Regions from separate parts of the Homo sapiens genome. Here region 1 is linked to region 2. A link is an interaction called in ENCODE POLR2A ChIA-PET data of the cell type or tissue named here. Cell type or tissue: GM12878. All regions are shown on one strand. Each heading gives the region's core, and the rest is flanking DNA. Links, peaks and the distances in the headings are about the cores only.

What was found. Peaks named below come from ENCODE experiments on the same cell type or tissue, not always from the same donor. Only the 100,000 strongest peaks of a DNase experiment are listed, where the experiment ranks them.
Region 1: POLR2A ChIA-PET joins it to region 2 with 12 read pairs; 2 of 35 experiments call an interaction of 5 or more read pairs at or near these places.

The regions. Positions count from the first base shown.
Region 1 is chr2:218,792,761-218,808,683 of GRCh38, reverse strand. The region is part of intron 1 of CYP27A1 (cytochrome P450 family 27 subfamily A member 1); the gene reads right to left. Among named protein-coding and RNA genes, the nearest start is that of CYP27A1, 19 kb to the right of the region's middle. In GM12878, for the core only: no CTCF peak of the experiment used is centred there; DNase peaks (open chromatin) are centred at 2,143, 2,913 and 5,903; H3K27ac peaks cover 693 bases; H3K27me3 peaks cover 120 bases.
Region 2 is chr2:219,134,601-219,142,600 of GRCh38, reverse strand. The region is part of intron 5 of NHEJ1 (non-homologous end joining factor 1); the gene reads left to right. Among named protein-coding and RNA genes, the nearest start is that of NHEJ1, 22 kb to the left of the region's middle. In GM12878, for the core only: no CTCF peak of the experiment used is centred there; no DNase peak of the experiment used is centred there.

The DNA of each region.
Region 1 (15,923 bases), core at 2,004-10,003, 340 kb after region 2:
GGTTTCCTGGGCACTTCATCTTTCCTAATCAGTTACTGAAGAGATTTTGAGAGGATCAGAATCGGTTCCAGTATAGAAATTAGGCCAAAGACCTTCTATAAAAGAGACATTACCAATTGTGGAGATGAAATCTATCATTCAAATTACAGAAGGAAACGTCACCCAACCCATAGTCCAGAAAAACTCCAACTTTACTGGATCTTAGTTTTGGTGTTAAAAACTGGATTCTCCTAGGACCAATCCAACATAATTGCCTCCAATATATCACCCATATACCCAGACATCACCTTGAACAAATGGCTGATTCTGCCAGTTCCTGGAAGGACAGTCTTGACAAACCCCTAACATCCATTTAGACCTGTTTCCCATTTCTACCTCCCAGGAACACCTGCCAGTGTGTTCTAATTTTGAACAGCTGATCGTCTGCAAACTGCAGTGAATATGCCTATTTTCCTGGAAGGAAAATATACTGCTGGTAGGACTCCAAAATAACACATCCCTACTTGGAGGACGATTTGTTAATATTTACAAAAGTACGAGCAAATTTATAAACAAAGCATGAGATATCCACATAATGAAATACTATGTCACCTTAAAAAGGGATGAAGAAATTCCTTGTGTACTAATACAGAAAGATATCCAAGATAGATTATGTGAAAAAGTATATCTTTTGCCTAAGAAAGGAGGTCTAAAATAAGAATATATAGTATTTGTATTTGCTTTCATAGAAAAATACTGGATGGATACATAAGAAACTAGTGAAAGTGATTACTGGACCGGGCATGGTGACTCACCCCTATAATCCCAGCACTTTGGGAGGCCAAGGCTGGAGGATCACTTGAGCTAAGGAGTTTGAGATCAGCCTTGGCAACATGGCAAAACCCTGCCTCTACAAAAAAAAAAAAAAATTCGCTGGGCATGGCAGTGTGCGCCTGTGATTCCAGCTACTCGGAGGCTGAGGTGGGAGAATTGCTTGAAGTCAAAGCTGCATTGAGCCATGACTGTACCCACTGCACTCCAGCCTAGATGACAGAGTGAGACTCTGTCTCTAAATAAATAAATATAAAGTGATTACTATGGGAGGGTCAGGGGAGCAGCGGAGGGGGTCAGACTGCTTAGTGTGTATCATGTTCTATTGTTTGAGTCTTGAACTATGATAATGTATTACCTATTCAAATTTTTAAAGTCTAAAGGTACAAAAAGAAATGTTTTCTGAAACAGTAAGTCACCTGACATTGACCAGATAGTTCTAGAAGGCAGGGAATCCTTGCTGAGCCTCTGAATTCCTGTAAATACTCCTTAGATTTATAAGTGCCCCAGCCATATCATTTTCCTGTGAGTGAGTTTTGTTTTTTTCCTTAAAGGTTGCTTTTTAAAAAATACTTTACATACACATCTATTTTCCTCTATTAAATTCCCTAGGAGGGCCGGGCACAGTGGCTCACGCCTGTAATCCCAGCACTTTGGGAGGCTGAGGTGGGCAAATCACAAGGTCAAGAGTTCGAGACCAACCTGGCCAACATGGTGAAACGCCGTCTCTACTAAAAATACAAAAAATTAGCTGGGCATGTTGGTGGGCGCCTGTAATCCCAGCTACTTGGGAGGCTGAGGCAGGAGAATCGCTTGAACCCGGGAGGAGGAGGAGGTTACAGTGAGCCAAGATCATGCCACTGCACTCCAGCCTGGGTGGCAATGTGAGACTCCATCTCAAAAAAAAAAAAAAAAAAAAAAATTCCCTAGGAGACCTGTCCTAAAAGTAGGCTTAATTTGTTTCCAGTTTAAGACATTAACAATAATAATTGCACGTGTTTCCATAGAGCTGACCATGAACCAGACACTGTTCCAAGAATTTTACTTATATTAGCTCATTCAATCCTCACTACAGCTGTTTGGGGTAGGTTTAATATTACCACAATTTTGCCGATGAGGAAACTGAGGCCCAAAGAAGTTGCTCAAGGTCACTTTATCATTAAGTAGCAGAGTCAGGATTCAAACTCCAAACACCTGGCTGGAGGCCATGCTCTGAACCACTTACTCCACGGATCCCTGAGAAAACAACTATGTCCTTCTAACTGGAAACAAACGTAGGCCCTTGAAAAGCGTGTACTATTTTAAAACCACAATATTATGCAATAACAACCCAGGATTACTCAACTGTGGCACTGTTAATACTCGGAGTGGATAATTCTATGTTGTAGCCGACAGTGGTGTGCGTTGCCGGGTGCCTAGCAGCATTCCTGGCCTCTCCCCACAAGTACCGCACCCCCTCTGAGTTGTGGCTACCACAGATGTCTCTAGACATTTCCAAAATGTCCCCTGGGGGATGAAATCACCATAGATTGAGAACTACTGCAATAAGTCCAGCCTCTTAATATGTCTCCTAATTCTTTAATTTTAGAAGACCTGTTTAAAACAAATATATACCATTTTGAAGAAATATTTTTCTAAAGTTTGGTTTCTTATCCTTCTGTTAAGTTGAAGTAAACTTATGTATAACATTTTAATAAAAATCTGAACAGCAGTTATCTCAATGGTGGTAAACAGTGCTTTACAAATTAACTTACTTTCTTCTCTATACTGTGATTTATTTTTCAAAAATTTTTTGCCACGTTCTTGGAATCAGCAGAAAAAAAGTTATATTTTTAAAGTAGAAAAACAATACCAGCTTCTTTCCTGGAATCCAAAGCCTCTGAGACTACTTCCTGGCTGTCAGTATGGAGGTTTCTGGGACATTTCTCCTTTTAGCTAAGCCATGCCTTCTTCCTTCATGCTCCTCAGTTAGTTTACTTAGTGGAACTTAACAAGGATCTACTTATGTAAGAAGTTATTTTAGAAAGACAGCAGGATACTTGCTGAGAGATGCGTGCTGTGTCTGTGATCCTACCATTAGATCGTAACCTGAGCCAGTTGGAAAGTCCCAGCATTCTCGGATGGGTCCTGTCTAAGAGCCACTTTGCAGAACAAAGATCATCTTTCAGGATGAATGGGAGGGTTAGCCCCCACCTGACAAAACTCCAAAGCAGGAGAATGTTGAATTCATTCAACATTCATTTATGAATCTCATGTCCTGTTCCTCCTAGGGATACAGCAGTAAGCACAGCATAAAAGACCATTCTTAAGGAGTTCTTATCCTAGTGCATGGGCCAGACAGTTGAGAATTTGATTACATATGTTCCTAAACAGTTTTCTAATTATTTTGCGGATGTCTTGTCTCTTCAACTAAATTGAAAATCCTCATGGGTGAAAACCATGTCATACTTCTTTATGACATCCCAAATTGTTGGGCACACTGCTAAGCACATTAATAAGACACTCAGTACATACTTAACAGTTGTCAATGAATCCAGCAGAAAGAAACATGTTGCAGACAATGCAAAGAACATGAGAGAGACAGAGACAGACATAGAAAGGGGGTGGGGAAGAGGATACGTAGGAAACTTGTTAACAGTAGCTCGTCTAGAGTTTTAAGAACCTGGAAGAACAATCTGAAAGGAAATTAAGAAAATAATTCCATTTACAATAACCTCTGTTTTGGACTGAATGTCTGCACTCCCCTCAAATTCTTATGTTGAAACCCTAAACCCCGTGTTGCTGCATTTGTTGATGGGGCCTCTAAGGAAGTAACTAAGGTTAAATGGGGTCATAAGGGTGGGGCCCTGATCTGATAGAATTAGTGTCTTCATAATAGGAGACACCAGAGAGCTTGCCCTCTAGGGCACAGGAAGAAGGCAGCCAACTACAAGCCAGGAAGACAGCCCTCATCAGAAACCAACCACTGGCACCCTGATCTCTCACTTCTAGCCTACAGAACTGTGAGAAAATAAATTTGTTGTTTAAGCCATCCAGTCTGTGGTATTTTGTTATGGCAGCCCAAACAGACTAATGATAGTATCCAAAAGATAAAATACCTAGGAATACTTTTAACCAAGGAGGTGAAACATTTGAACACTGAAAACTACTAGACACTGCTGAAGGAAATTAAAGACCTAAATAAGTGGAAAGTCATCCATGTTCATGGATTAGGAGACTTAATATTGTTAAAACAGCAGTACTCCCCAAGGCAAACTACAAATTCAATGCATTCCCTTTCAAAATTCCATAGCCTTTTTGCAGAAATGGAAAACCTGATCCTAAAATTAATATGGAACTGCAAGGGGCCCTAAATAGCCAAAACAATATTAAAAAAGAAAACAATGTTGGAACATTCCCATTTTCTGATTTCAAAACTTACTGCAAAGCTACAGTAATCAAAACAGTAAGTTACTAGTGTAAGTGTAGACATATAGACCAATGGAATACAACTGAGAATTCAGAAATACACTAGAACATCTACAGTCAACTGATTTTTGACAAGGGTGCACAGACCATTCAATGGGGAAAGAAAGTCTCTTCAACAAATGGTACTGGGACCACTGGATAACTAAATGCAAAAGAATGAAGCTGGACCCCTACCTCACTCCATATACAAAAATTAATTCAAAATGGATCAACAATCTAAAAAGAAGAGCTAAAACTATAAAACTCTGAATAAAATATAAGGGTAAGTCTTCATGACCCTGGATATGTCAATGAATTCTTAGATTTGATAACAAATGCATGAGGAATTTTTTTTAAATAGATAAATAGTTCTTCATAAAAATTAAAAACTTTTGGCCAGGCATGGTGGCTCACACCTGTAATCCCAGCACTTTGGGAGGCCGAGGTGGGCAGATTACCTGAGGTCAGGAATTCAAGACTAGCCTGGCCAACATGGTGAAACCCCATCTCTACTAAAAATACAAAAATTAGGCAGGTGTGGTGGCGCATGCTTGTAGTCCCAGCTACTCGGGAGGCTGAGGCAGGAGAATCACTTGAACCCGGGAGGTGGAGGCTGCAGTGAGCTGAGATTGCACCAATACGCTCCAGCCTGAGCAACAGAGTAAAACTCCCATCTAAAAAAAAAAAAAAAAAAAAAAAAAAAAGACGGGGGCACGGTGGCTCACACCTGTAATCCCAGCACTTTGAGAGGCCGAAGTGGACAGATCACGATGTCAAGAGATCGAGACCATCCTGGCCAACATGGCAAAACCTCTTCTCTATTAAAAATACAAAAATTAGCTGGGTGTGGTGGCGTGTGCCTGTAGTCCCAGCTACCTGGGAGGCTGAAGCAGAAGAATTGCTTGAACCTGGGAGGCAGAGGTTGCAGTGCCAAGATCGCACTACTGCACTCCAGCCTGGCAATAGAACGAGACTCGGTCTCAAAAAAGAAATTTAAAACTTTTGTGCCTCGAAGGACATTATCAAGAATGTGAAAAGACAGCTTATAGAACGAGAGAAAATATTTGTAAATCATATATCTGATAAGGGTTTAATATCCAGAGTATACAAAGAACTGTTACAACCCAACAACAAAAAGACAAATTCAGTTTAAAAATAAGCAAAGAATGGCTGGGCGTGGTGGTTCACGCCCATTATACCAGCACTTTGGGAGGCCAAGGCAGGCAGATCACTCGAGTCCAGGAGTTTGAGACCAGCAATTCAAGACCAGCCTGGCCAATATGGCAAAACCCTGTCTCTACTAAAAATACAAAAATTAGCCAGGCGTGATGGCGCACACTTGTAGTCCCAGCTACTTGGGAGGCTGAGGCATGAGAATCACTTTAACCCAAGAGGCAGAGGTTGCGGTGAGCCGAGATCAAACCACTGCACTCCAGCCTGAGTGACAGAATGAGACTCTGCCTCAAAATAAATAAATTAATTAATTAAATAAGCAAAGAACTTGAATAGACATTTCTCCAATGAAGATATGCAAATGGCCTATAATCACAAGAAAAGATGTTCAACATCATTTGTCATTAAGGAAATGCAAACCAAAGCCACTGTTAACCACAAGAAAAGATGTTCAACATCATTTGTCATTAAGGAAATGCAAACCAAAGCCACTGTTAACCACTAGAATGGCTTAAAAAGAGAGAAAAAAAGAAAATAACAGTATCAGTTCCTAGATCCTAGATAAGGGAGCAGAGGCTGGGTTTATTCTTATTTATTTGCCCTCCGAAGAAAACATCGGCTGTCTCTCTTTTCTACAGGAAATGGAGTACTATTTTTCTTCCAGCAACAAACTCGTAGTAAGCAGCCTTCTGGAAGAGTAAACAGAAATGTGAGTGCTTCCTCACTTTTGACAAGCTGCTAGAACAACGTTCCAAAAAGCAGCACAAACTCATGCATCCTGAGAATCAAAGCTCTTTGAATGAGCAAGAAATAGTAAAGACCTTATAGGAAGTAAATAAATAATTAGCAGATGGAAAAAGCATGGAGTAACAACGCAAGTAGTTCTGTTTCTTCACATCTTAACCTAGTCTTTTTTTTTTTTAATTTTCTTTTTAATTCTCAGCAAGGCAAGTTACTTCTATGGAGGGTGCACCCTTACAGATGGAGCAATGGTGAGCGCACACTTGGACAAGGGAGGGGAAGGGGTTCTTATCCGTGACGCACGTGGCCCCTGCTGCTGTGTCGTTCCCCTATTGGCTAGGGCTAGGCCGCACGGGCTAAACTAATTCCGATTGTTCTTAGCCTAGTCTTAAATAAGAGGAAACAAATAAGTGAACAAATGTCATTAAAGCAACTAGTTGATTATTTGGGGAGAAAGTATAGTTAGAACCCACATCCGTGGTCATTGCTGGCCTAAAGAGTGCCTTAAATAGGAATTAAAAAAAAAAAAAAAAGCCTGCTAGCAGCTGCAGCCCCAGCCAAAGCCCAGGGCCTGGCAAGTCAAATGCAGGCTCCATTCCTGCTCCTCATGTGACCCCTTGGTCAGGCACCTGCCTTGTGCACCTCACACCATACACAGAAACTAATCCCAGGTGGGATAAAGATTTTAAAAGAAACTACAAAAATACAAGAAGAAAATATGTATGAATACACAATTCAAAAACTCGTTAGAAAAATAGACATAAAAACAGAAATAGGGAATTTACAAAAAAAGAAATATAAATAGTATATCTATGCAGAAAATAGGTCCAATCTTACAAATAAGAACATGCAGAATATATATCATGAAGATATACCACTTTCAACTATGATATTTGCAGAGACTGTTTTTGCAAATATCATAGTTGAAAATGGTATGTCTTTGTGATATATATTCTGCATGTACTTATTTGCAAAAAATAATTGTTTTTGTTTTTTGGGTTTTTTTTGAGATGGAGTCTCACTCTGTTGCTCAGGCTGGAGTGCAGTGGCACCATGTCAGCTCACTGCAACCTCCACTTCCCAGGTTGAAGCGATTCTCCTGCCTCAGCCTCCTGAGTAGCTGGGATTACAGGTGTGCACCATCATGCCTGGCTAATTTTTTTGTATTTTAATAGAGACAGGGTTTCACCATGTTGGCCAGGCTGGTCTCGAACTCCTGACCTCACGTGATCCACTCACCTCGGCCTCCCAAAGTGCTGATATTACAAACAACGTGAGCCACCACATGTGGCCCTGTTTTTGTTTTTTGGACTGCCCTTTGTCATGCAAAACTATTTTCTTTGTAACTTTTCTGGAAGACAATTTGGCAGGTGCTACATATCAAAGATCCGAACAAAATCCTTTATCACAATGGTTCCATTTTAGGAGTTTTATTCTAAGAAAATAATTGAGAATGTACACAAACATTTAGTGCTAGATAGATTAATGTTAATCAAAGCTTTATACATAAAAAATCTAAAAGTATACCAACAGGGTCCAGTAAATTCTGATGTAGCCATCCAATGAAATGCTTTTCAGCCATTAAAAATTGTTATATAAGTGTGTTTATTGAAAAAGATATTCATATTTACTTTTCTGTAAAATGGCAAGTTACAAAAGAGAGCATATGGTATGCTTTTATTTTAAAAAACATATATATGTAGATGACATATGGGGAAAACAGATAATGCTTTCCCCATATGCTTATAACAACATATGGGTGTATTTATGTATTCATTTCACAAGCGCTTATTAAGAACCTATGGGTATAAGGCATTGTGCTATGTGATGGGTGTTGGGATTATGGAAGATTTAGATTTTCTTCTTTTTGTTTCTTTATATTTTCTCATTTCTCTAAAATATGCATACACTACTTCTGCAAGTTATTTCAATTCTAAATGGCATTTTCTATTAAATGTGGTATATAGCCACAAAATTAGCATGTAATCGTAACTCATATTTATGTGATTTTTTTAAAGGTAATTTTTATAGGAAAAGAAAGTGCTTGTCTCATGGTCATGTGTTTTTATTTATTTGTTTATTTATTTTTATTTTTTTGTGAGCCACCACACAAAATAACACTGGCTGACTTGGAGTGTCTTATCTTTATTTCTTCTACCAGGCTGCGTTACTTTGCCATAGCACCGTTAAGACCTTCCATATAAACAAAGGCTTGGACTCAGCCTTCCCTGAGCCTTGAAGACTGATTGCCCTGTGATCCTCCTGGAACACCGAAGAATGGGAGGCCCCTCCCACTCTTCACTGGCCTCCCCATCTTCCTCAGAGGTGTCCCAAGACAGCTTCTCATCACCTCTCAGGTTCTGAGATATGGACTTTCTGCCTTATTCTCCCTCAGAAAAGAGTCGCAGAACATAAAACCCCTTGGCTGCGGTCTAGCAGGAGTTTCTCAGCAATGGAGGTACCCCACAACTTGCATTGCAGTCATCTGTCTCCTTGTGTTTTGGCAAGATCTTACCCCCGTCAAGATGAACAGGACTAGGGCAGAAACCCAAGTCCCTCCTTCTCTAAGGAGGATCAGAGGCTTTATGCACTGATCAAGGTGTGCTGGGGACTTGATGGCAACCACAGTTGTCGAACCTGTTCAGCCTTTTCCGACACTGGGCACAAGTCATTGGGGCACCGAGAAATACCCATGGTTATGGTCAAAAAATTACTTTAACTGGATTTGGAAGAAACTCTCAGATTGGACAGTGGACTGATGTAATTTTGTGGATATATTAATAAGGATTCTCCAGAAAAAAAAAAGAAACAATAGGATGTATGTATATAGGGAAAGATTTATTTTACAGAATTGGCTCACATGATTATGGAGGTTGGTGTGAGGTTACCCGAGAGAAAGGAAAAATAGACTCAAAGTCAGGCAAGCAAGTTTTTGTTAACCTGCCGGCTGCCCCCTTAACAGTCAGAGAGGAAGCAGCCCCAAACTTACAGAAGGAGGGGTTTATATTGGGGAGGGGAGTTTGAGGCAGTTCTTTGGTATGGCCGCATCCCGAGGTTGTTTGCTGGTTAATTTTGCCACATATCACCGTGTGACGTTTATGGTAGCAGCTAGATGAACAGGAACTTACAGGAGGGTGTAGGTAAAGTTTGTTTATGCTTCCCATGACCTCCCCCTGTGCCGTCTGGATGGTTTGTAATTGGGGTTTCCTTATCACAGCAAGGTCTGATAAGTGAAGTCTGCTGGCTTCACCGCGGCGTCTAGATAAGGGCTTAGAAACATAAAGAGGCTTGGGGGAAGGGTGGGCAGCATGGAGAAGAGTTGCAGAGCATTAGGGGGAGGGGTGGGCAGCACCAAGAAACTTTTTGGGGCAGTTTGTCCCTAACAGTTGGCAAGTATAAAATCTGCAGCACAGGCTGGCAGGCTGGAAATTCCAACAGAGGTCAATAATCCAATCTTGAATCTGAAGGTGGCCTGGAGGCAGATTCATTCCCCTTCTAGGGACTTCAGTCTTTTTGCACAAGGCCTTCCACTGCTTGAACAAGGCCCACCTACATTACGGAGGGTAATCTGCTTTACTCAAAGTCTACCAATTTCATGGGTTTGTTTGTTTGTTTGTTTGTTTGTTTTTTGAGATCAAGTCTCGCTCTGTCACCCAGGCTGGACTGCAGTGGCACAATCTCAGCTCACTACAATTTCCGCCTCCCGGGTTCAAGCAATTCTCATCTCTCAGCCTCCCAAATACCTGGGATTACAGGCATATGCCACCACGTCCAGCTAATTTTTGTGTTTTTAGTAGAGACAGGGTTTCGCCATGTTGCCCAGGCTGGTCTCGAATTCCTAGACTCAAGTGATCCATCCGCCTCAGCCTCCCAAAGTGCTGGGATTACAGGCATGAGCCACTGCACCCGGCCTAGGCTTTCTAAATGTTTTAAGGTTCTAAACTGCCTTTTGGGTTTTGAGAACTATTTGACTTGCCTACTTCACAATTGGTAAGTGGGACATATGGAATTAACCACACCCTTAATTATGCTGGAAGGATTCAAACCTTGGCTACACCTAGCACAAAAAACAATTTACCAGGCTTTACATTAAAGTTAAAATTGCCAGGAGTTACCATTATAACATGTAATTGAAACAACTGAAAATAGATTTATATGCAAGGTGTGTAAGAACAACAAAATGTATTTTTAATAAAAGATTATAAGAAGGCTGGGCATGGTAACCCATGCCTGTAATCCCAGAACTTTGGGAGGCCAAGGCAGGTGGATCACCTGAGGTCAGGAGCTTGAGACTAGCCTGGCCAACATGGTGAAACCCCATCTCTACTAGAAATACAAAAAAATTAGCCAAGTGTGGTGGTGCATGCCTGTAATCCCAGCTACTCGGGAGGCTGAGGCATGAGAATTGCTTGAATCCAGGAGGCAGAGGTTACAGTGAGCCGAGATCACACCACTGCACTCCAGCCTGGGTGACAGGGCGAGACTCTGTCTCAAAAAAAAAGATTATAAGAAGGCATGAAAATGTAAATTCTTGCCTAGGGTTAAAAGATTGTTTTAAATTAGATAAGAAAAGCTAAAAATTCAAACAAGTAGTGAAAGGATTATAAAAATTAATCTTGCAAAATTCTGTGTGTGAACATATTGACTAAATTCCAAAGGGTATTATATGCTTTTTCTGTAAATTGAGCATTGAAATAAAAGCACAAGGATACTCTTAAGGCACTAATCTGCTCTTTAGCAAAACTTGTGAAGGGTTATAAAAGGCTTTTTGCTTTTAAGTTTCTGAGTCATCATTTTGGCAAAATAAATAATTTATGATAATCTGGAATTCTATTTCATAACATCAGGTGTTCTAAACCTCTAACATATTTAACAGCCTTCCCAATATCAAACTTCAGTTTCAAAATTGTCTTTCCTGATGCATGGCTTTTTGGATGGTTCAGAGGGTCTCTGGAAAAGGTAAACAGGATAATTTGTCATGTTTAGAGATTGCCAAAATGGTGTTCGATCTTCTTTAGGTTATACCTTGGTGAATAATGCTGATATATGTTCCAAAATTGTATGGGATCTCGGAAATTCTGATGTCTGAGTATATGCTATCAATCATAATTAAGGCCAGGCGCAACGGCTCGTGCCTGTAATCCTTGCACTTTGGGAGGCAAGGTAGGTGGGTCACCTGAGATCAGGAGTTCAAAACCTGCCTGGCCAACATGGTGAAACCCCATCTCTACTAACAATACAAAACATTAGCCAGGTGTGGTGGTGGGCGCCTGTAATCCCAGCTACTCAGGAGGCTGAGGCAGGAGAATTGCTTGAAACTGGGAGGCAGAGGGAGATTGCAGTGAGCCAAGATCATGCCATTGCACTCCAGCCTGGGCAACAAGAGCAAAACTCCATCTCAAAAAAAAATTATAATTCAGGTTGTTATGTTAAGTTATTGTAAACCAGAGATAACCAGACTTCTTTGTCAACTGTGTTTCTAACTGTAACTACCCTGGGAATTTTGTTTTTCACAGACAATTGTTTTCTTGTTTTACTCCTTTTCGAAAGACGGTTTATAGTAAGCTATAGGACTTTGACAGGTGTTCTCAAATGCAGGTTTCTGATAACTTTGGATATTGCGACATTGGAATAAAGGAAGAGCTGAAATATTCACAAATATCAAGCAAAACAAGAGCTAACTGAAAGAACTCAGGAAACTGAAGCATGTCTTTTTGACTTTTGCTTGTAATACTGCTGATCCTTGTTTTGTTTTTCAGAGTCAAAGAAACTTATTTTGAATTATTTACAGCCTTAATAATTGAGTAAGCTATATGCCCGTGAACAAAACTTGGAGCATGTTTGTTTCTCTCTGCCAGGTTCCTCTAGAATTTGGAAACTATCTGTGAGTTGTGTTTTTTTGTTTGTTTGTTTGTTTTTGAGACAGAGTCTTGCTCTGTTGCCCAGGCTGGAGTGCAGTGGTGTGATCTCGGCTCACTACAACCTCTGCCTCCCGGGTTCAAGTGATTCTCCTGCCTCAGCTTCCCAAGTAGCTGGAACTATAGGTGTGTACCACCACGCCTGGCTAATTTTTGTATTTTTAGTAGAGACGGGGGTTTCACCATGTTGGCCAGGCTAGTCTCGAACTCCTAACCTCAGGTGATCCATCCGCCTCAGCCCCCCAAAGTGCTGGGATTACAGGCGTGAGCCACTGCACCCAGCAGAGTATTCTTAATTTATGGCAATATAGTTGTTTGCATCAGTGCAATAAGAATCCATTTTTCTTTTGCAACAGGATGCAATTGGAGAAACTGTTGTTTTACCAAGGCTTTGACTAGAAAGGTATGCTTCCCTTTAAGGAGTCAAGCTCGACTTGCCAAGCCAATAAAAGCCCCTTTTGGAAAAGAAACTGGCCTTATACCCTCGACTACACAGTCCCTGTACAGGGTTCCTGACCCGTGGTCAGTAAAGAATGTCACTTTCTAACAGGCCCAGGAGCTCCGAGTTTATCTTGGGACCTTAAAGGAGAGGATCACCCAACTCACAGGTATTTAAGGATACAAACCCATGGCTGGGCTCAGCTTTAAAAGGTCTTATCTGAGCTTCCTTTTGGAACAGAGTTCCATCAAAGCCAATCTAAAAGGCCTATGTAGAAATAATTATTCTTGCTGTACTTTATGCAAATAATCAGGCCAAGTATAAGACTAAAGTCTACTTTGCAAACAACTCAGTCCTATTATGATTTTTTTTAACAAAAATGAGGACTGGAGAGAGAGAAATTATGTTTCAAAACTTATACATTTGTAATTAAATTCTAAACTCATTCATTGTTCTTAAGTTTTTGCCTACATTTTAGACTAACCCTGCCTGCTCCTGTGAACCAACCAGCAATCTTTGGCTGCAGCTCAGATGGATAATGTAAAAATCTGGGTCAATATTCTGGTTCTGAGCAATTATCCTGCAAATCCTGTCAGGTGACAGGAATAAGTAGGATGCCCATCACTTGGAGGTTTCCTTTTTGGGAAAGGAAGACCAAGGGAGCTAACCAAAACCAAGCACCATGCACCCAAGTCTTAGCAAGCATAACCATAGCCACCAGTTATCTGGGTGTGTCACAAGACATCCCTTTCTCTCCCTTGTTGCAGGAGGACTCGATTCCACAGTTTCACCTTAGCATTTGGCTTATGATAAGAAGTCCATGCAACACCCCCTGAGACACAATTTTGTCCCAAACTCAATTCCAAGCTTCGGGTCAAAGCCCTAGGAAAGAAAACTGGATCTACAGGATCCAGAGGCAGATGATAACAGAGGTTAAAAGGCACAGCACAGGTGAGCATGGCTAATTTCTGCTGATTAAGCCAAGCCTCTCATTTCATGGATAAAGTCATGCTAGTATCCATGGCATAAATGAGGTCTAGGGAACTCCAAGGCTACTGACACTAGTGGGAATAGAGACATAGGTGAGAGTGGATAATTCCTATTCTCTAGGCCCTCCCTGCTTCATGGGTTCAGGCCGCTTTGACACCCATGGGTGGCACCCTGTCGCAGTTGTCAGGATTCAGGGATGCAAGGATGGAAGAGGGAAAGAGAATACTCTTCCTTCTCTTCTTCATGTACCCCAGATATTTGCTAGGAAGAGAAGGGAACCAGAGATGTCTGCTCCTCTCTTTTCTAGATGAGTAGCCATTCTTCTTCAGTCTGTACCCTTTCAAATGCATCCTGAACCCCTAGGACCCCTTTGAAAAGGAGCCTTCTTTTTTCTTTTCTCCTCCTCTGTCCTCTCTTCACTGATAGGTAATTGTGGCTCTGTACTACAGGACACTCCCCTCAGATGCATCCTCCAAACTGGGAAAAGTTAATTTCCCAAACCTTAAACTGGCTGGTTCAGGATTGGGCTCAAGGGAAGGGAACCCAGAAGCCCAACACGCCGGCAAAAGGGTAAAGTTTTTTTTAACCAGTCAGGATTTTGGCCTCCCTCTCCCTGGGCAAACTGGTAAAAGGCCTTGGGATTTTTGAGCTGATCTTACCCGCCCTTTTCTCCTTTTGATACATGTTTTCTAATAACCTGGTTTGTCTCTTCTCACCTTCAGGCCATCAAACTCCAAATGGTCATGCAACCAGAGCCTCTGACAATGGCCCGTTTTGCCGGGGACCCTTAGGCCTCTGAGGGAGATATGACTGCCATTTTCCCAAAACTATGCCCGCTGTCAGCAGGAAGCAGTTAAGATCAATCTTCATCCTTATCCCAATCCTTATTCTAATGGCAGTTAGAAGTACTTCTTTAGAGTGGGGAATGAGACAGCCAAGTAAAAAGAGGTCCCTGGAGAAACTCCGACTGGTCCGCGCACTGGGGTGGAGCCTCGGGAGGTTTACCCGTTTGCAGAGGGAGGAGCTTGTCCTCTCCCGTACCAGGGTGGTAACCTGGGGATTCAATCTGTGAGATGGGGGCCTGTTAACAGGCACCTCTCTAGCTTTACTGAATTTTTTTCCTTTTCACCCAATAAATTCCATTTTTCTCACCCTTCTATGTGTCCGCGAGCCTAATCTTTCCTGGTTGTGTGACAAGGACCCCATTTTTAATTGAACTAAGAAGAAAGTCCTACAACAGCCTGGCCAACATGGCAAAACTCTGTCTCTACTAAAATACGAAAAATTAGCCAAGCATGGTGGCGCATACCTATAATCCCAGCTACTTGGGAGTCTGAGGCATGAGAATTGCTTGAACCTGGGGGCGGAGGTTGCAGTGGGCCGAGATGGTGCAACTGCACTCCAGCCTGGGTGAAAAAGTGAGAATATGTCTCAAAAAAAAAAAAAAAGAAAGAGAAACTTGGGGAAAATGTGAAACAAAAGGTTTATGGAAATGTGTGGTTTAAAAGATGACAAATTTGATAAATGTATTTATGAAGTTTTATTAAAATTAGTTTTAATATGATAATATACTAATACAAAAGTGAAATATTTCTCTTTTGGATAAAATTTTCTGTAGTGTTAATAAGACAGTAAAATATTTTTGTTCACTTTTTACATAAACTGCAACAAGAAAAAAGAGAGAGGAAAGAAGAGATTCTGTCTCATGCTGTCTTATGTCTTTTGATTGTTCGGAAAACTGAGTCTCCTTTATCAAAGAGTACAGGTTTTTTGTTTTTAAGTATCTTTTAGGCCAGGTGGGATGGTTCATGCCTCTAATCCCAGCACTTTGGGAGGCCAAGGTGGGTGGATCACCTGAGGTCAGGAGTTTAAGACCAGCCTGGCCAACATGATGAAACCCCATCTCTACTAAAAATACAAAAATTAGCTGGGCATGGTGGTGCATGCCTGTAGTCCCAGCTACTCGGGAGGCTGAGCCAGGAGAATCACTTGAACCCAGGAAGCGGAGGTTGCAGTGAGCCGAGATGGTGCCATCACACTCCAGCCTGGGTGACAGAGTGAGACTTTGTCTCAAAAAACAAACAAACAAATAAAAAGAATCTTTTAATTATCACTTTGGTTAAATGAATGACTATTGTTTTATGGTGACCTGTGATTCTATTTTGGTCAAGTGTTTTAAACCTTTGACATATTTGTCAGGCTTCCCAAAAATCAGATTTCAGCTTCAAAATTAAGTCTTTTTTGACCTTTAACTTTGGGATGCTACAGAGGTTCCCTGAAGCATCCAAAAGAGAGGTAAACAGAATTATTTGACATGCTAAGTTACATGGGAAGCATTGTCAAATTAGAAACAATGTTTAACCTTCCTCAGGTTACATTTTAATGAATGTTATTAATATATGTTC
Region 2 (8,000 bases), core at 1-8,000:
ATGCCTCGCTCTCTCCATCTGGTTGCCATCAGGCTGTGTGGCTGCTGGCGGGCTCTTTATTTATTTATCCCAGTGTAATGGGGTGAGGAGGGAGCTGGCCTAAGGCTGGCATTCCAAGGCCATGCCACTGAGCCACAGGCAGTTTGCATGGGTGTGTGAGTCACTGGGGCTGCATGCTGCTCAAACCAGACGCGGCCAGGCTCAGGGACAGCAGGCAGCCCAAAATAGAGCCCCGCCCTCTACAGCTGGCAACCCCTGGCTAGGAATCAGCCCTTGACACCAAAACCTGGGCAGTTGCTTGAAGTTGGCTTCCTTTGGTAGGGGTCCCTTAGCAGAGATGGAGATTTTGCAATTCTCTACTCTTCTCTCCTCTTCTCTTCTCTTCTCTTCCCTGCAGTCGTTCTTACTGCTGCATTCTGAATGCCTTATAAGTCTTAATCTGTTCAGTATAATACCTTAGCTAAGAAATTAGGGGGCTATAGTTAACATTGATTTGACTTAGCATCCTAAGTGCAGCCATGGTTGTTATATTCTGCCTAGTTTTAGTTACTGTCTTCAGCTCCTGTCTGGTTGCAGCCTGATTCTAGAGCAGATACTTTAAACTATGAAGAGAGTCACTGCTGCTCTTACGAAGCTAGAGCTTATATCGCCTGGGGAAGATGGGCAATGCTTTAACTTGAAAATTGCCATCTTGTTAAGCTTGTTCACACTTCTAATTGGTTTCTTTGGCTGGCTCTCCGTCTTCTGCCTGCCTCTTAAAGGTTAGTGTTTCCCAGGATCAGGTCCCTGATCCTCTGAGACTTCACTTTCCTTCCTCTGGGTCATCTCATCTAGACCCCAGTGTCAACTATTGTTGGTACATCGCTGAATACCAATTTTATATCTCCACTGTGTTTTAGGCCCATATTTCTTTCTGCATGTTTGGCATTTCCACCTGGATGTCCCACATAAAGCACATCCTAAACATGTCCAAAATGAATTATCTACTCCCCCAGACTATTTCTCTTATATTCCTTATCTTGGGGAATTATACCATCATCCATTCAGTTTTCTAAGCTAGAAATTTGGGAGTCACTCACTTTCCTCTTTGTCCTTACTTTCAAAGCCTAATTTATTGACCGTCTTTTGAATCTGCCTATCTTCTCTATTCTACCTCCCGTTGTCTGAAATTAGCCATTTTTCTCTCCCTTTTCCCCCACTCCCCCCCTGCTTTTTTTTTTTGAGACCAAGTCTCACTCTGTTGCCCAGGCTAGAGTGCAGTGGCACAATCTCGGCTCACTGTAACCTCTGCCTCCTGGGTTCAAGAGATTCTCATGCCCCAGCCTCCTGAGTAGCTGGGACTACAGGCTTGAGCCACCACGCCCAGCTAATTTTTGTATTTTTTGTAGAGATGGAGTTTCACCATGTTGGCCAGGCTGGTCTTGAACTCCTGACCTCAGGTGATCCACCTGCCTTGGCCTCCCAAAGTTTTGGGATTACAGGTGTGAGCCACTGTTCCTGGCCTTTCTGTCCCTTTTTTGGCTTGACCATGCAACAGCCTCCTAACTTGTCTCCTGGTCAGTTCTTATTCCCCTGCAGTTGAATTTGTAGTTTTGTCAGAGTGATGTCTTTGAAACTGAAACTTGATTATGACACTTTTTGCTCAGAGTCCTTTAGTGGCTCCCGGTTTCCTACAGGATAAAGTTCAAACTCCTTGCACGCCACACGTGATCATTTATGATTTGATCCTTTTGACATCTTCAGCCTGCTCCTCTGGCATTCCACTATAACATCTTTAAATACCACCTTGTGGATGAATCTCACATTTATTCTTCACTGTAGGTCTTACCCTGAAACTCCAGACTGCTTGTTTAACATTTTCATGAAGAAGTTTAAAAAATATCTTAAATTCAACACGTCCAAAATTGAACTTCCAGTCGTATGCCCAGATTTACTTTTCCAACAACCCCCTCCCATCTAAGTTGATGGAAGGTTCATTCTTTCACTTTTAGTTGGGTGAAAAAACCTTGGAGTCATCCTGACTGCTGTCCTCTCACTTCCTACAGCCAAAGTCCATCAGGAAATCCTGTTGGCTTTACCTTAAAACTATGCCCGTAATCTCACCTCTGCTGCTACCATACTGGAGCCACCATCATCTCCTACCTGCATTATGGCAAAAGCCTCCTTATTTGTATCCTGCAGCTACTCCTACCCCCTCCTGGCCTATTATCAACAAAGCTATCTTATTAAGTTGCAAGGCACATCGTGATATTCTTCTGCTCAAAGCCCTTCACTGGCTTAACACTTCATTTATAGAGTAAAATCCAAAGACTTTACCATGGCCTATAAAACCCTATATGATCTTATAGAACTCTCTTACCTTTCTGACCTCATCTCCTACAACTTCCTCCCTCATTCACTCCACTGCAGCCACACTGGCCTCTTGCTGTTTTTCTAACACTCTTAAGTGTTTTTCTAACACTCTAACACTGCCTTTAGGCCTTTACATTGGCTGTTCCCTCTGCCTGGAATGTTCTTTCTTCAGATATTTGTGTGGCCAACTTCCTCACTTCCTTAAAGTCTGTATTAGTTATCCATTGCTGTGTAACAAATTGTCCCAAAATTTAATGGCTTAAAATAACAGGCTGGGTGCGGTGGCTTACGCCTGTAATCGCAGCACTTTGGGAGGCCAAGGCAGATGGATCATGAGGTCAGGAAATCAAGACCATCCTGGCTAACACGGTGAAACCCTGTCTCTAATAAAAATACAAAAAATTAGCCGGGTGTGGTGGCAGGCGCCTGTAGTCCTAGCTACTTGGGAGGCTGAGGCGGGAGAATGGCGTGAACCTGGGAGGTCTCAGAGCTTGCAGTGAGCCGAGATCGTGCCACTGCACTCCAGTCTGGGCGAAAGAGCGAGACTCTGTCTCAGAAAACAAAAACAAAAACAAAAAACCCCAAAAAACCAAAAACACATTTATTATCTTGCATGGTTTCTGAGGGTCAGGAATCTGGGAGCAGCTTAGTGGGTGTGATTCTGGCTCAGTGTCTCTCATGATGTTGCAGTCAATATGTCAGCTGGTAACGCAGTCATTGTAACATCCGGATAATTCATATCCAAGCTTTCTCATGTGGCTGTTGGCAGGAGGTGCCATTTCTTGCTATGTGGCCTGTCCATAGGGCTACTCACAGGACCTGGTTTCCTCCAGAGCCAGTGATCCAAGAGACAAAGACCAAGGCCAGGTGGGGTGGCTCATGCCTGTAATCCCAGCACTTTTGGAGGCTGAGGCGGGCAGATCACCTGAGGTTAAGAGTTCAAGACCAGCCTGGCCAACATGGTGAAACTTCGTCTCTACTAAAAATACAAAAATTAGCTGGACATGGTGGCATGCACCTGTAATCCCAGCTACTCAGGAGGCTGAGGTGGGAGAATTGCTTGAACCCGGGAGGCAGAGGTTGCAGTGAGCTGAGATCACACCACTGCACTCCAGCCTGGGCAACAGAATGAGACTCTGTCTCAAAAAAAAAAGAAAAAGAAAAGAAAATGAGAAACGAAACCAAGACCAAATGGACCTGCAGTCCTTTTATAACCTAATTTCAGAAGTTACATTCTATCACTATCTCACTGTATTCTTTTTATTAGAAATGAGTCACTAAGTCTGGGTCACACTTAAGTGGAAGGTAATTAATTAAACTTCACCTCTTAAGGGGAGCTGTGTCAAAGAATTTGGAGACATATCTACATAGACTACATCCATCTACATGGACTACAACAATGTCTTTTTTCAAATGTTACCTTCCCAATAGAGTTTACCCTGACTACTCATTTAAAGTTGTAAGCTCCATTTGTCCCCCCTGCACCTTAGCACTCCCATTTCATCTTACCATCCTCTACTTTTTATTTTTTCTATAGCACCTAGTTTCCAACATATTGCCATAAAATTTACTTATTTTATTATACTTACTGTTTATGGTCTATCTCCTGTCTGTTAGAATGTAAGCTCAACAAGGACAAAGATGTATGTTTTGTGCACTGGTCTAGCCCAAGTGCCTAGAACAGTGCCTCCACACATAGTAGGCACTCTATAAGTGTTTGTTGAATAGAAGAAGAAATCATATCTTCCCACTCTTTTTTATTTTCCTCCTCTTATGAATAGGCCAGCAAATAATCACCTATTGGTAGCCTTAGACATAGGCAGCCTTACATGTAAATAGATGAGTAGCCTATATTCCCATTCTACCACCTGCCTTATTTGTTTGACATTTATGTTTTCTGAAAGGCAGTCCCAACTTCGGGATGAAGTGTATATAAACCTTGAATCTTTTATTATTGAGAAATCCCAGAACCTCTCTTTTTTTAGAGCCAGTTAAGAGACTAACACCTCAAAAGTCAAAAGAATAAGTACCTAACAAAATCCTGGAAAGAAAATTAGTCTTAGAGTCACAAGGGCTCCACTTCCACAGTTAGAAGGGCTACCCTTTTACCATGTACCTGTTGTTCAATATGTAGAGAAAGCCATAGGATTCAGGGTGGTTTTTTTTTAGTGTCCATGTGGGCATCGTAAAAAAGGATAAGTCTAGATGCATGAGAATATGCTCCCTCCTATTATGTGTGTCAGTTCTCCGACCTAGAAAAACTTGCAGTTAATTCATCCTTTCGGTATTCGGTCAGGTGCATGCGGGCTGAATGAGGTTCTGTGAGCATATAAGGTATGATAATATTGCCATCAAAGAGCTTATAGTGCTTAGTGAATGATAATAAGGGCCATAGTAGTGGAGTGATTAGAAAAAGCTTTCTATAAATGGCAGGACGTGAACTGGGCTTTGATTTAGGCTTTGATTGAAAACTATGTGGAAGACATTTTAGGTGGGAAGCACTTGGGCAAAGGATGGAAAATAAGAATAAGAATGGATGAGGATTAGTAGAAAATAAAGTTAGCAAGATAATAACTTGAGGCTAAATTGTGGGGGCCTTAAATGTTGGGCTGGCAGATTAGTGTTTTATTCTGAAGGTGGTTTTCAGTTTTTTTTGTTTTTTTTTTTTTTTTTTTTTTGCCTGTAACACATTTATTTCTCCATTTAGTTCAATTGTTAACGACTGTCATTATGTGCTGTGATTCTCAAGTGGGGACACATCTCCTAGGAGGGAGATGGGGCACATTCTCCTTGCACTTATTAATTACTGTTGCAGATAGTGGGAAGCCATTGAAAGTTTTGACTGGAGAATTGACATATGAAGGTGATCTTTAGGAATATTAGGCTCTTGGTCATATGCTTATGTGATTTGAAGAATAGTGATGCCATTGATAGACTAGGAAGATCATGGGTGGGGTCGGTTTAACCGTGGGCATATAAAAGAATTGTTTTCCTTACTGAAAATATGAATGTACCAGTATTTGAGCTCTGGAATGAAAATCTCCAGGGAGGAAGGTATGGCTGTGCATGTTTCTCAACTATATTTTGTTTTTTCTGAATTTCACCTTCTCTTTGGGGTTTTCTCACTGTGAATCCTGTAGTAACCAGGGGTTACCACTTCTTTTTTTTTTTTTTTTTCTCAAGAAGAGCTAAAAAGACCTCTTTCTTTATTTTCCTTTTGCAAAGGCTTATAAGGGCTTATGTTTTCAAAAGGAAATTTATTAAAAATTTTAAAGTAATTTTTTAAAAAAATTGTTAAAATTTTGAGAGAGAAAAAAAAGGAAATCAATATAGAAAATACAAATGGGGCCAGGTGCGGTGGCTCAGGTCTGTAATCCCAGCACTTTGGGAGGCTGAGGCGGGCAGATCAGTTGAGGTCGGGAGTTTGAGATCAGCCTGGCCAACATGGCGAAACCCCATCTCTACTAAAGATAAGAAAACTAGCTGGGTGCAATGGTGGGTGCCTGTAATCCCAGCTACTCAGGAGGCTGAAGCAGGAGAATCGCTTGAATCTCGGAGGCAGAGGTTGCAGTGAGCCGAGATTGTGCCACTGCACTCCAGCCTGGGCAACAGAGCAAGACTCCATCTCAAAGAAACAAACAAATAAAGAAACCAAGTAGGGGCTACGTGTGGTGGCTCACGCCTATAATCCCAACAGTTTGGGAGGCTGAGGTGGGTGGATCACCAGAGGTCAGGAGTTCGAGACCAGCCTGGCTAACATGGCGAAACTCCATCTCTACTAAAAATACAAAAATTAGCCGGGCTTGGTGGCACAGGCTTGTGATCCCAGCTACTTGGGAGACTGAGGCAGGAGAATCACTTGAACTCTGGAGGCTGAGGTTGCAGTCAGCCAAGATTGCATCACTGCACTCCAGCCTGAGCGACAAAGCGAGACCTTGTCTCTAAAAAAAAAAAAAAAAAAAGAAACCAAGTGGGAATACATTATGAGAAAGACACTGTCTCAGAAAAAGAAAGAAAGAATACAAAGGGGGTAAAAATTATCCATTTTGGGTTTCTGATTCTAAGAATCCCAATAGCAAAGGAGTTTCCCATATCTCAAATTCTCTTATCCTAAAAAATCTCAAAACCAGATATTACAAAATCAGATATCTGCAGGGGCCAGTCATATTACATAAACATGTATATCAGGCTGGATAGAAGACAACAGAGAGTTGTAGGGGCCTGTGGAAAACGAAATCATGCATGTCCCTGTATCTAGACCTGGATAGGCTAGCACAGTTTAACAGACTGCGCTCCAGGGGGTTGTATATCTTACTTTACTCAAAGGAAGTTACCAACTCTGCCAAAGTGAAAACTATTTTTTCCTCTGTTTTGCTCCATCAAATCCACCATTAGTCTCTCATTTGGTTTATTTATTTATTTATTTGTTTTCTAAAAGAGACAGGATCTCACTATGTAGCCGAGGGCTGGTCTTGAACTCCTGGGCTCAAGCAATTTGCCTGCCACAGCCTCCCAAAGTGCTGGGATTACAGGCATGAGCCACACTTACTTGCTTTAAATCTCCAGTCTAAGAAATCCATTTGGTTCAGATTTGATTTGTGAGGCAGTGATGATGTTTGATGTCTTACTTCTTTACTTTTGAGACGGAATCTCACTCTGTCCTGTAGGCTGGAGTGCAGTGGGGTGATCTCGGCTCACTGCAACCTCTGCCTCCTGGGTTCAAGCAATTCTCCTGCCTCAGCCTCCTGAATTACTAAGATTACAGGCACCTGCCACCACGCCTGGCTAATTTTTTTGTATTTTTAGTAGAGACAAGGTTTCACCGTGTTGGCCAGGCTGGTCTCAAACTCCTGACCTTGAGTGATCCACCCACCTCGGCCTCCCAAAGTGCTGGGATTACAGGCGTGAGCCACTGTGCCCGGCCTTGATGTCTTACTTCTGACAAATACCTAGCCCTTTTGGGCCTAACCTATAAGCTTCATGTACCTCCAGAGCTTTTTGTGAAGATTTACACAGTTGAGTCTCCCTCCTCTTTCCCCTAGTAGAAGAAGGGTTTCATAAAAATCCATTTGTTACAGTATGGTAATTTAACAATGCCTTAGCCTATTTTTTACAAAATCAGTGGCTTATTTATAATTAGAGTTAATTTAAAAACATAAGATGAAGATTTTTTTCACATACATGTTGAATTTTTTTTTTTTTTTTAATTGAGACGGAGTTTCACTTTTGTTGCCCGGCTGGAGTGCAATGGCACGATCTCGGCTCACTGCAACCTCCGCCTTCTGGTTTCAAGCAATTCTCCTGCCTCAGCATCCCGAGTAGCTGGGATTACAGGAGCCCACCACACCACACCCGGCTAATTTTTGTATTTTTAGTAGAGACGGGGTTTCACCATGTTGGCCAGGCTGGTCTCGAACTCCTGACCTCGTGATCCACCTACCTCAGCCTCCCAAAGTGCTGGGATTACCAGCGTGAGCCACCGCGCCTGGCCACATGTTGAATTTAAATTGATTATGGGACGTACAAGTGAGAATGCCTAGGAAAGAGTTGAAAAACTAGGGTTGAAGCTCAGGTCGAAGAAAAGGGTCTACAGAAAATAGATTTGAGAATCTTCTACAAAGAAATGATATTTGATGCCATGAGAATGG